Regions from separate parts of the Homo sapiens genome. Here region 2 is linked to region 1. The links are chromatin contacts, found by Hi-C or POLR2A ChIA-PET in ENCODE. All regions are on one chromosome and are shown on one strand. The core of a region is the stretch at or near the end of the contact, and the rest is flanking DNA. Distances in the headings are between cores, read along the strand shown.

Evidence for each region. A loop is a pair of places that touch in the nucleus more often than their neighbours do. ChIA-PET counts read pairs that join two places held with the same protein, here RNA polymerase II (POLR2A). Pooled maps may share reads with other maps.
Region 2: a map of heart right ventricle shows a loop between it and region 1 (2.6-fold over the local background). The contact joins the enhancer-like site here to the promoter of CCDC63 in region 1. A Hi-C loop is called at or near these places in 17 of 168 maps with a recorded cell type or tissue (Calu3, IMR-90, K562 and 13 more), 7 of 37 single-sample maps with no recorded cell type and 23 of 50 pooled maps. POLR2A ChIA-PET finds 5 or more read pairs at or near these places in 7 of 52 experiments (BJ, CD8-positive, alpha-beta memory T cell, H1 and 3 more).

The regions. Positions count from the first base shown.
Region 1 is chr12:110,845,515-110,850,004 of GRCh38, forward strand. CCDC63 (coiled-coil domain containing 63) reads left to right here and starts at 1,473. Exons shown (of 12, transcript NM_152591.3): 1 at 1,473-1,591.
Region 2 is chr12:110,885,865-110,890,328 of GRCh38, forward strand. All of the region lies in intron 8 of CCDC63 (coiled-coil domain containing 63), which reads left to right. Among named protein-coding and RNA genes, the nearest start is that of MYL2, 32 kb to the right of the region's middle. Within about 2 kb of position 2,292, at least 10 of the 41 ENCODE cell types and tissues checked have a DNase peak (open chromatin) inside an H3K27ac peak, as active enhancers do; they include Panc1 and heart right ventricle, where a contact is called at or near this core.

The DNA of each region.
Region 1 (4,490 bases), core at 223-2,722:
ATCATTTGGAGGCAAGGCCTGACATGTAGCTGTTCATAATCTATCCTTATCTTACTTGACATGAATATTGATGTTTCCTTGCAGAAACAGTAATTCGTTTGATCTGGACTGTGTGGCCCGAACCCTGTATGTAATATACTGTCCCACTGACTTCCCTCATGGTTACAACGTGGCTGCCAGCAACATTAGGGGCAACATACTCCCTTGCGTACCATATTATCTTTCTGAAACCAAAAACATGGTAAGTTCTTTTTTTTTTTTTTGAAACGGAGTCTCACTCTGTCACCCAGGCTGGAGTGAGTGTGATCTTGGCTCACGGCAACCTTTGCCTCCTGGGTTCAAGCAATTCTCCTGCCCTAGCCTCCCGAGTAGCAGAGACTACAGGCACCCACCGGGTGTGTGCCACCATGCCGGGCTAAATTTGTTATATTTTTAGTAGAAATACAAAAAAAAAAAAAAAAAAAAAAGAAATACACAGGGTTTCACCATGTTGGCCAGGCTGGTCTTGAGCTCCTGACCTTAAATGATCTACCTGCCTCAGCCTCCCAAAGTGCTAGGATTATAGGCATGAGCCAGCGCACCTGGCCTCCAAAATATGGTAAGTTCTAAAACACACATCCTGTCCCAAGAATTTACGGATGAAGTGGAGACCTTAGCAGGGCTGAGCTACTACAATCCACTCAGGGGGCTAGGAGTTAAAGTGGAAATCACATGGAATCAAAATTACTGTAGAAAACAGGTACCCCCAATAATTTTCCATTAATTCTGTGATTGTTTCTAGAGCTTAGCCCCAGAGAAAGTAGTTGACTTGTGTTTCAGGGCCGATTGTATGAAAAATGTGTATCTTTAAACCACTAAACTCCGTTAGGGCAGTGAAAAGCTCACTTGCCTGGATCACACTTGGGTTCCCGTGTTATGCTCACAGTGGGTGGGGGTCAGGTGGATGTTCTGAAGAAAATTCTCCTGCACTGATGAAGTTATTTTTCTCATGAAATATCTCTTTCCCCCCCCGCCCCAACATTTTTTTTTAATTTATTTTTACTTTATTTTATTTTTCAGAGTAGAAAAAACTGGGCTCCTTTGAGTTAGCTGCGTGTGAAGTCTGTACCTAGCAGGGCTGCTGTGAGCATGAGTGTAGGTGTAGGCTAAGAAGACGGTGAATGGGGTGTGAGTGGGGCGAGGTGGACCAGCGATTGCATGGCGTTGGCCGAGGGAGGGGCTAAGACTGTTGATTGACTCAAGAAGTCACTTAGCGTCATGAGGGTCCGGGTAGTCTGGTAAGGGGTCGCTGGAGAGTGTGTCGCCCCTCTCCCCCAACCAAAAGCTTCCCTCCAACCAGCTGCTCTTGTCCTCTCCTCCCGAGGGCCCTGTGCCCTCCCAGCGGACTTGCAGGGGAGAACGTCCATGTTTGTGCGAGTCACAAAGGCGCCCGTTCCAGGGGTCCCAGAACGCCCGGGCGTGGGGCTGGGGGTGTGGCGCAGCGAGGCCGCGCAGCAAGCAGTCCTCCCGGCACCGTCGGAAGCGCAGTTGCAGCAGCCGTCGGACAAGCGGCCGGAGCAGCCACGGACAAGCAGTCCGGGCCCCGCCACTGGTAAGTTTCGCCGCCCGCCCGGCCGCGCCTGCTGCGCCACAGCTCCCCCTGCCAGGGAAAAGGAAAGAGCGGTCGCGGTCCCCAGTCCATTCATATCTCGCTGCCCTAAGCGTTGAAAGTATCAGGGTCTCCCGCAATCATGCATAAATAAATTGTAGTGTGTAAAATAACTCCAGAGCCGCGCGAGGTGGCTCATGCCTGTAATTCTAGCACTTTGGGAGGCTGAGGCAAGAGGATCGCTTGAGCCCAGGGGTTCGAGACCAGCTCGGGCAAATTCGTCTTTACAAAATATTTAAAAACTTAGCCGGGCGTGGTGGTGCCACCTGTAGTCCCAGCTTCTTGGGAGGCTGAAGGGGGAGGATCGCTTAAGCCCGGGAAGGTTGAGGCTGCAGTGAGCCGAGATTGAACCACTGCACGCTAGCCTGGGTGACAGAGAGAGAGAGAGACGCTCTCAAAAAAGGAAAAAAAAAAAGTTCAACAAATTTTTATTTTCCTCCCATAATAATCCTTAAAAAACAAAAAACAAAACAAACAAACAAAAAACAAGAAAAACAACAACAACAACAAAAAACTGTGTATGTGTTTCTGTGCTCCTGTTTGGCTAGTGCCCTAAGCACATGTTTAATTCCAGGTTGTGCAGCCCTGGCTCAATATGATCCACATAGCTGCCTGTCCCAAGGTCCCTAGGGAATCCTTCGGGGGCAGGCTTGTCTTTTAAAGGCAGGTTGTTAAAATTCAGAAGCAGATGAGGTGCAGGCCTAATTAGATATTAGATAAATGAAGATGATCTCTGCCTGGAGGAAACTTCATTCATTCAAACTGTATTTGCCAAGAGCTGCCCATGCGCCCAGGACTATGGATGCTGTGGTGAATAGACTGAGGCCCAAGGGGCAGGAGGCCCTTGCCTGACGTCCCCTGACCTGGGCTGCTGGGCTTCTCTGCACTTTTCCTCGCACACGCTGTTCCCCAGAAGTGGGCAGCTTTTAGATTCCTAACAGGAACTGCAAATTCAAATTCCTACTGGCTCTAGGCAGTTACAGAAAATGTGAGAATTGTGGGGAGGGGAGCTTAGCCAATAGGGAGGAGTGGGGCCTGTGGCCAGGAGAGTGAGTGCATGACCCACATTTATGTTTTGAAACACTGTGGAACAGAACTGGAGGTAGGTTGAATTGGCCCCATGGACTATGAGTTTCAGACCCTTGAATGAGAGGGTGGTAAGCCAGGGGTCAGGACATCCAGGAGATGCTCTGCAGGCCAAGCTATGAGGATGGGGGTGAGGGGGTGGATCTGTTCCCCAGGGAATGTAGGAGCCCATCCCAGAGGGCACTGATCGAAAGGGAAAGGCCTGGGTTAACATCTGGAACCTGAAGAGAAGCCAGCACCCTAGGGGAGAGTGACTATGTATGCGCATATGGATCAGCAAAAAGGCAGGAGGTGATGGAGCTTTTGGTTCCTGGAGAATGGTGCATAACCCAGCCAATGATCTCATGGGCCAGACAGACTGGTACTTGAAAATCCCACTTCACAAACAGGCTACGTTCGCCCAGCGTCTGTCATGAGCTAGGCACTATGCTAACCACTTTACAGACATTATTTTGCGCTGAGATATGGGTGTGGGTATCCCCATTCTACAGATGAGGAAACTGAAGCTCAGAGAGGTCAAATCACACTGTCAGTGAAGGTCAGATATACCCAGTTCATGTTATTAAGATGGTGCATTACAAATCCACTTAGGACCCAAAGGGCCCTGGAACATAGAACAGCTCCTGGACAATATGAAATTGGAGCTGCCCCAAATTCCAGGGCTGAAAGAGGTCCCAGAGAGAGCATCCTGTGCCCAAACCTTGTTAGTCAGGTAAATCCTCCTACAGCTTCTACTCCTACCTGGAGGACCCTTCCAGAAATGATCAAGATACAGAACCATTGTCTTATACCACTTCCCTGCCTGTGGGAATTTCCCAACATCAGACAATTCAGTTGGCCCCCAAACCCTCAAAAACATCAGGGAAAATCCAGAGGTTCCTACATTACCAGCCACTATTTTCCTATCACCCATTAACCTGAGAACCATTTTCAAGGTATGGACCATGTCAGTTAGGAATGCTTTAGGCTTCAATGAACAAAATATTTGGTGACTGCCTTAAACAACAGTGACTCTTGCTATTTCACCTAACATGATGTCTAGAGGTAGGCAGTTCCAGGGATGGGGCAGTAGCCAACAGTGTCAGTTAGAACCTAAATTTTTTCCTGTCTTTCCTCTTTGCTGTCTTTAGGTGTGACGGTGATATTTCTCTTCATGGTCATGGGAGGGTTGCCACTGAACCATCATGCATGCCTTCACAATAATTTCTAAAAGCAGAAGGAGAGAGGAACACGAACAAGCTCTTATTTCCTTTTTTTTTTTTTTTTTTGAGATGGAGTCTTACTCTGTTGCCCAGGCTAGAGTGCAGTGGTGCGATCTCAGCTCACTGCAACCTCCATCTCCCAGGCTCGAGTGATTCTCCTGCCTCAGCCTCTTGAGTAGCTGGGATTACAGGTGCCCACCACCATGCCCAGCTAATTTTTGTATTTTTAGTAGAGACGGGGTTTCACAATGTTGGCCAGGCTGGTCTCAGTCTCCTGACCCCAAGTGATCTGCCTGCCTTGGCCTCTCAAAGTGCTGGGATTACAGGCATGAGCCACTGCGCCCGGCCCAAGTTCTCACTTTTTGTCCCAAAGGAATGGAATATACTTCTCCTTATGTCTCATTGGCCATATCTGGGTCACATGTCTATCATTAGACCAATCATTGACAAAGGGAAGTGGGGTTACCATGATTAGCAGGAAACAATCATGAGTCATCCTCTGGGACTGGGCACATTGAAGGGGTACAAAATCAGATTTGTGTTAGGCAGAAAGA
Region 2 (4,464 bases), core at 1,042-3,541, 41 kb after region 1:
AGTGATGAATTAATTTTTAAAGGAATAATAGAGCTTGCAGAGCAAACTTGTGATTTAATGGATATTTACTTAGGGTAGTAAGTAATAATAACAGTAAACAAAGAATAATAAACATAATGGCTTGGTTTACAGAAAACTATTATAGATAATAACAGTCCATGTGGCTGCAAAAAATGGAGTGAAGGTGACTTTATCAATTAGGGTTGTCACAGGAAACAGCACAGCCAACATGGGTAAATTGGCCAGGCACAGTGGCTCACACCTGTAATCGCAGCACTTTGGGAGGCCGAGGCGGGTGGATCACCTGAGCTCAGGAGTTCGAGACCAGCCTAGGCAACATAGTGAAACCCTGTCTTTACTAAAAATACAAAAATGAGCTGGGCATAGTGGCCTGCACCTGCAATCCCACTACTTGGGAGACTGAGGCAGGAGAATCCTTTGAACCCGGGAGGTGGAGGTTGCAGTGAGCCGAGATGGCGCCACTGCACTCCAGCCTGGGTGATACAGGGAGACTTCGTCTCAAAAAAAACCAAAAAAAAACCCACCCCAAAAAACCACCAAAACCCAAAAATAAAATGGGTAAATTGAGGAGAGTTTTTAAAAAGGGACTGTTTCCAGACATCTAAGGAAATTAAGAAGGGAGCATGCGGGAGTAGCCAGAGCTCCAGAAATGGGTCAGGGGAGGGAGGAATGAGGATATGGCTGCCTGCTATGCCCTTCCTGGAGGGGTGCAGCCAAATTAGGGACGGGCCCAGGGGGTGGCAAATACCCCAACCTCCCTCTCCTCCCACCCTTTATCTCCCACTTGTGCCTCCCACTGGCTGGGCTACTCAGCAGCCAAGCACAAGGAAGCCCATTGGTGCAAGCCCTGCAGGTCCCAGGCAGGGCATGGGGAGGTGTGGGGTGGGAGGTGCACCCGGGGGTGGGGAAGACAGACTTGAAGGACCCTCATGCCACTCTCTGTCCCCCTCCCGGAAGGAGGTCTTCCTGGACAAGGGTCCAGGACAGGCACAGGAAATGGTTCTTCCCCAGAAATGACCTTGACCTCACATTCACCTTGAGGCTGCTCTCATCCTTTCCTCCTGCAGTCGCACAGCATCTCCTGCACAAGGACAAGTGCAGGTGCTCTGGTTCTCAGTCTCTCTATCTGTAGAATGGCACACACACTTGGACTAGAGGAGTCCTCCAAGTCCAAACTCTTTTTATAAAAAAAGTTTCAAACTTTTATTTAAAAAGCTACAAAACTTTTTTTTTAAATTTTCTTTCTTTTTTTCTTTTTTTGAGACAGAGTCTTGCTCTGTCACCCAGGCTGGACTGTAGTGGCACGATCTTGGCTTACTGCAACCTCCACCTCCCGGGTTCAAGCGATTCTCCTGCCCAGGCTCCAGAGTAGCTGGGACTACAGGCAGAGCCACCACACCTGGCTAATTTTTGTATTTTTAGTAGAGACAAGGTTTCATCATGTTGGCCAGGATGGTCTCGAACGCCTGAACTCAGGTGATCCGCCTGCCTCGGCCTCCCAAAGTGTTGGGATTACAGGGATGAGCCACCACGCCCGGTGGTGGCTTGCTCTGCAAGCTCTATTCTTATACAAAATGTTTTTGTTTAATCCCATGTTATGAGGAAACACTGGTACATAAAACATAGGAAATGGAGCAGACCTGGATGAAGGAGTGGCGGTGGGATGGGCCATGGGAGGGGGCTGGGACCCTACCTTTTTGCCTTCTTCTGGCACCTTTGCTCAGACTAAGGGATCAGGTTAAAAAAATTTTTTTTTAATTAAAAACAATTAGAATTCTAACATCTGACTTCACCCCTCCCTAGAGGGCTGGGGGCGGAGTCTCATAAACTAGCCTCCTGAGTTGCTGGGACTACAGGCGCGCGCCACCACGCCCAGCTAATTTTTGTATTTTTAGTAGAGACGGGGTTTCACCATGTTGGCCAGGATGGTCTCATCTCTTGACCTCGTGATCCGCCCACTTCGGCCTCCCAAAATGCTGGGAATACAGCGTGAGCCACCGCGCCCGGCCCCAGCCTTCTTTTTTAGTTTCGTTTGGTCTCCTCCACCTCCCCAAGTTGTTAAATTCTTAGTGGCAGTGATTTAAAAACCAGGATATTCCACATGAAAGTCTGAATTTCTGGTTTCCCTTGGAAAATCAGATCTGACACCTCCCGCCCACATTCCCGCGGGAATCCGAGTTCCTACAAACGGAGCCATCGGCTCCCTCTTCGCTCACAGAGACCAGCCAGGCTGAAGTGCTCCAGGGCCCGCAGAGCTTAGCGGGCCTTTGAGTTGCTAACTGAGGTTCAGGCGCGTCACCACTGTCCTCTGGCGTCCATTTGCGGTATTGCAGGGAAGGTCTTTGCGGGCAGGCCTGGAAGTGGGCAGGACCCTGAATTCTCGGGTCCCAGTGGGACACCGAGGGAGGACAAGCCCTAGCAGAGGGGTATGAGGACCCCAGCTGAATATCCTGACCTGATAGAAAATATTCCTGAGCTGAATTGGCCTTGATTTTCCCCACTCCTCATAAGGGGACCCTCTTCCTTAGGGTCATGACAAATATGTCTAAGATGGGTAAGCGCTGCCCTCTCTGGGCCTCAGTTTCCCCATCTGTAGAGTGATATTTGGACCAGAACAGTAGCTTCCAAGCTCTTTGTTAAGGTTACAGAACTATGACTTTTTGGGCTCAAATAGATCTGCAAATGCCTGTTGAATAAGTCCAGAGAGCACTGATTTCCAATGGTAAGACTTAATTTTGCAAAAAATGTTATAGGACAAAGATATGCTCACTGTAGAGAATCTGGAAAGCAACTAAGGATGGAAGGAATTTTAAACCACCCACTATCCCATTGCCTGAGACAATCACTGGTGACATTCTGAAATATTTCCTTCCAACTTCCAACTTTTTTTTTGGTCCTTCTTTCCTTCCTTCCTTCCTTCCTTCCTTCCTTCCTTCCTTCCTTCCTTCCTTCCTTCCTTCCTTCCTTCCTTCCTTCGTTTTTCTTTCTTTTTCTTTCTTCTTTTTTTGCAGGATCTCACACTGTCACCCAGGCTGGAGTACAGTGGCTTGATCTTGGCTCACTCCAGCCTCAATCTCCCTGGCTCAGGTGATCGTCTCATCTCAGCCTCCAGAGTGGCTGGGACTACAGGCACACACCACCACACCCAGCTAATTTTTGTATTTTTTGCAGAGATGAGGTTTCAGTGTGTTGCCCAGGCTGGTGTCAATGGTTGTGCTTTTCAAATGTAACATAGTTATTATCATATAAAGTTGTGTATCTGATTGAAGCAAATGTCCTTTTGGTTACTCGTTCATCCAGCAAGTATTTATTGAGCACCTACTGCGTTCCAGACACTGCTCTAGACCCTGATAATGTGGCAGTGAACAGGATGACAAAAAGTTCAGCCCTCACAGAACTGCTGTTTTGGCAGGGAGAAACAGACAATAAACAACAAGCCCAATACTTACGTAAGTTATAGAGTAAGTTAGAAAGGGAGATGCAGTGTGGGTAAAAAGATGAAGTCGCACAGCGTAAGACGGGTTTTGGAGCCGGTTGGGGCCCCGGGCAGTTGAGAAGTTAAGATCTGAGTGAACTTACAGGTGAAGGATTGAGCTGTCCAGATCTCTGGGGAAGAACGCTCCAGGCAGAGGAAACAGCAACAGCACACGCAAAGGCCCTGACGCAGCTTGCAAGCAGGCCAGGGTGTCTGGCGCACAGAGAGAGACATGGGAGGGAGAGGGGATGAATCTGGGAGGTGAGGGCTGCTGGGCACATTTCCAGAAGAGGTTTTGGCCATTTCTCAGAGAGGCAGGGGCCATGGGAGATCTCCGAGCAGGGGAGCGGTGCCATCGACTCAGGTTATTGATGCAATTTGCAAAATAGTAAAAAGTCTCAATGTGAATCCCATCACCTGGATATGGCATTGGTTCATCTTTTTGGTAGAGATCCCCCACCCCACCCCTGCCCTGTAAAGATCGGAAGACTCACTTCCTTTCTTTTTTCCTTTTTCCAAAATCATATATTTTTTTCCGATTAGAATTTTTTTTCACAATTTGGAAAATACTAAAAAGTATAAATACAACCTCCAAATCAGGAATAATTCCATCACACGGACATAGCATTGTTTCATCTTTTTGGTAGAGTTCTTTCTGCTTTTTTAAAAATTAAAAATTTTTAGCACTTTGGGAGGCCGAGGTGGGCGGATCACTTGAGCCCAGGAGTTTGAGACCAGCCTGGGCAACATGGCGAAACCCCATCTCTACAAAAAATACAAGACACAAAAAGAAATTAGCTGGGTGTGATGGTGTGTGCCTCTAGTCCCAGCTACTCAGAAGGCTGAAGTGGGAGGATTGCTTGAGCCTGGGAGGTCGAGGCTGTAGTGAGCCAAGATCGCACCACTGCACTCCATCTGGGCAAGAGAGCAAGACCCTGTCTCAAAAAAAAAAAAATTTAAAAATTAAA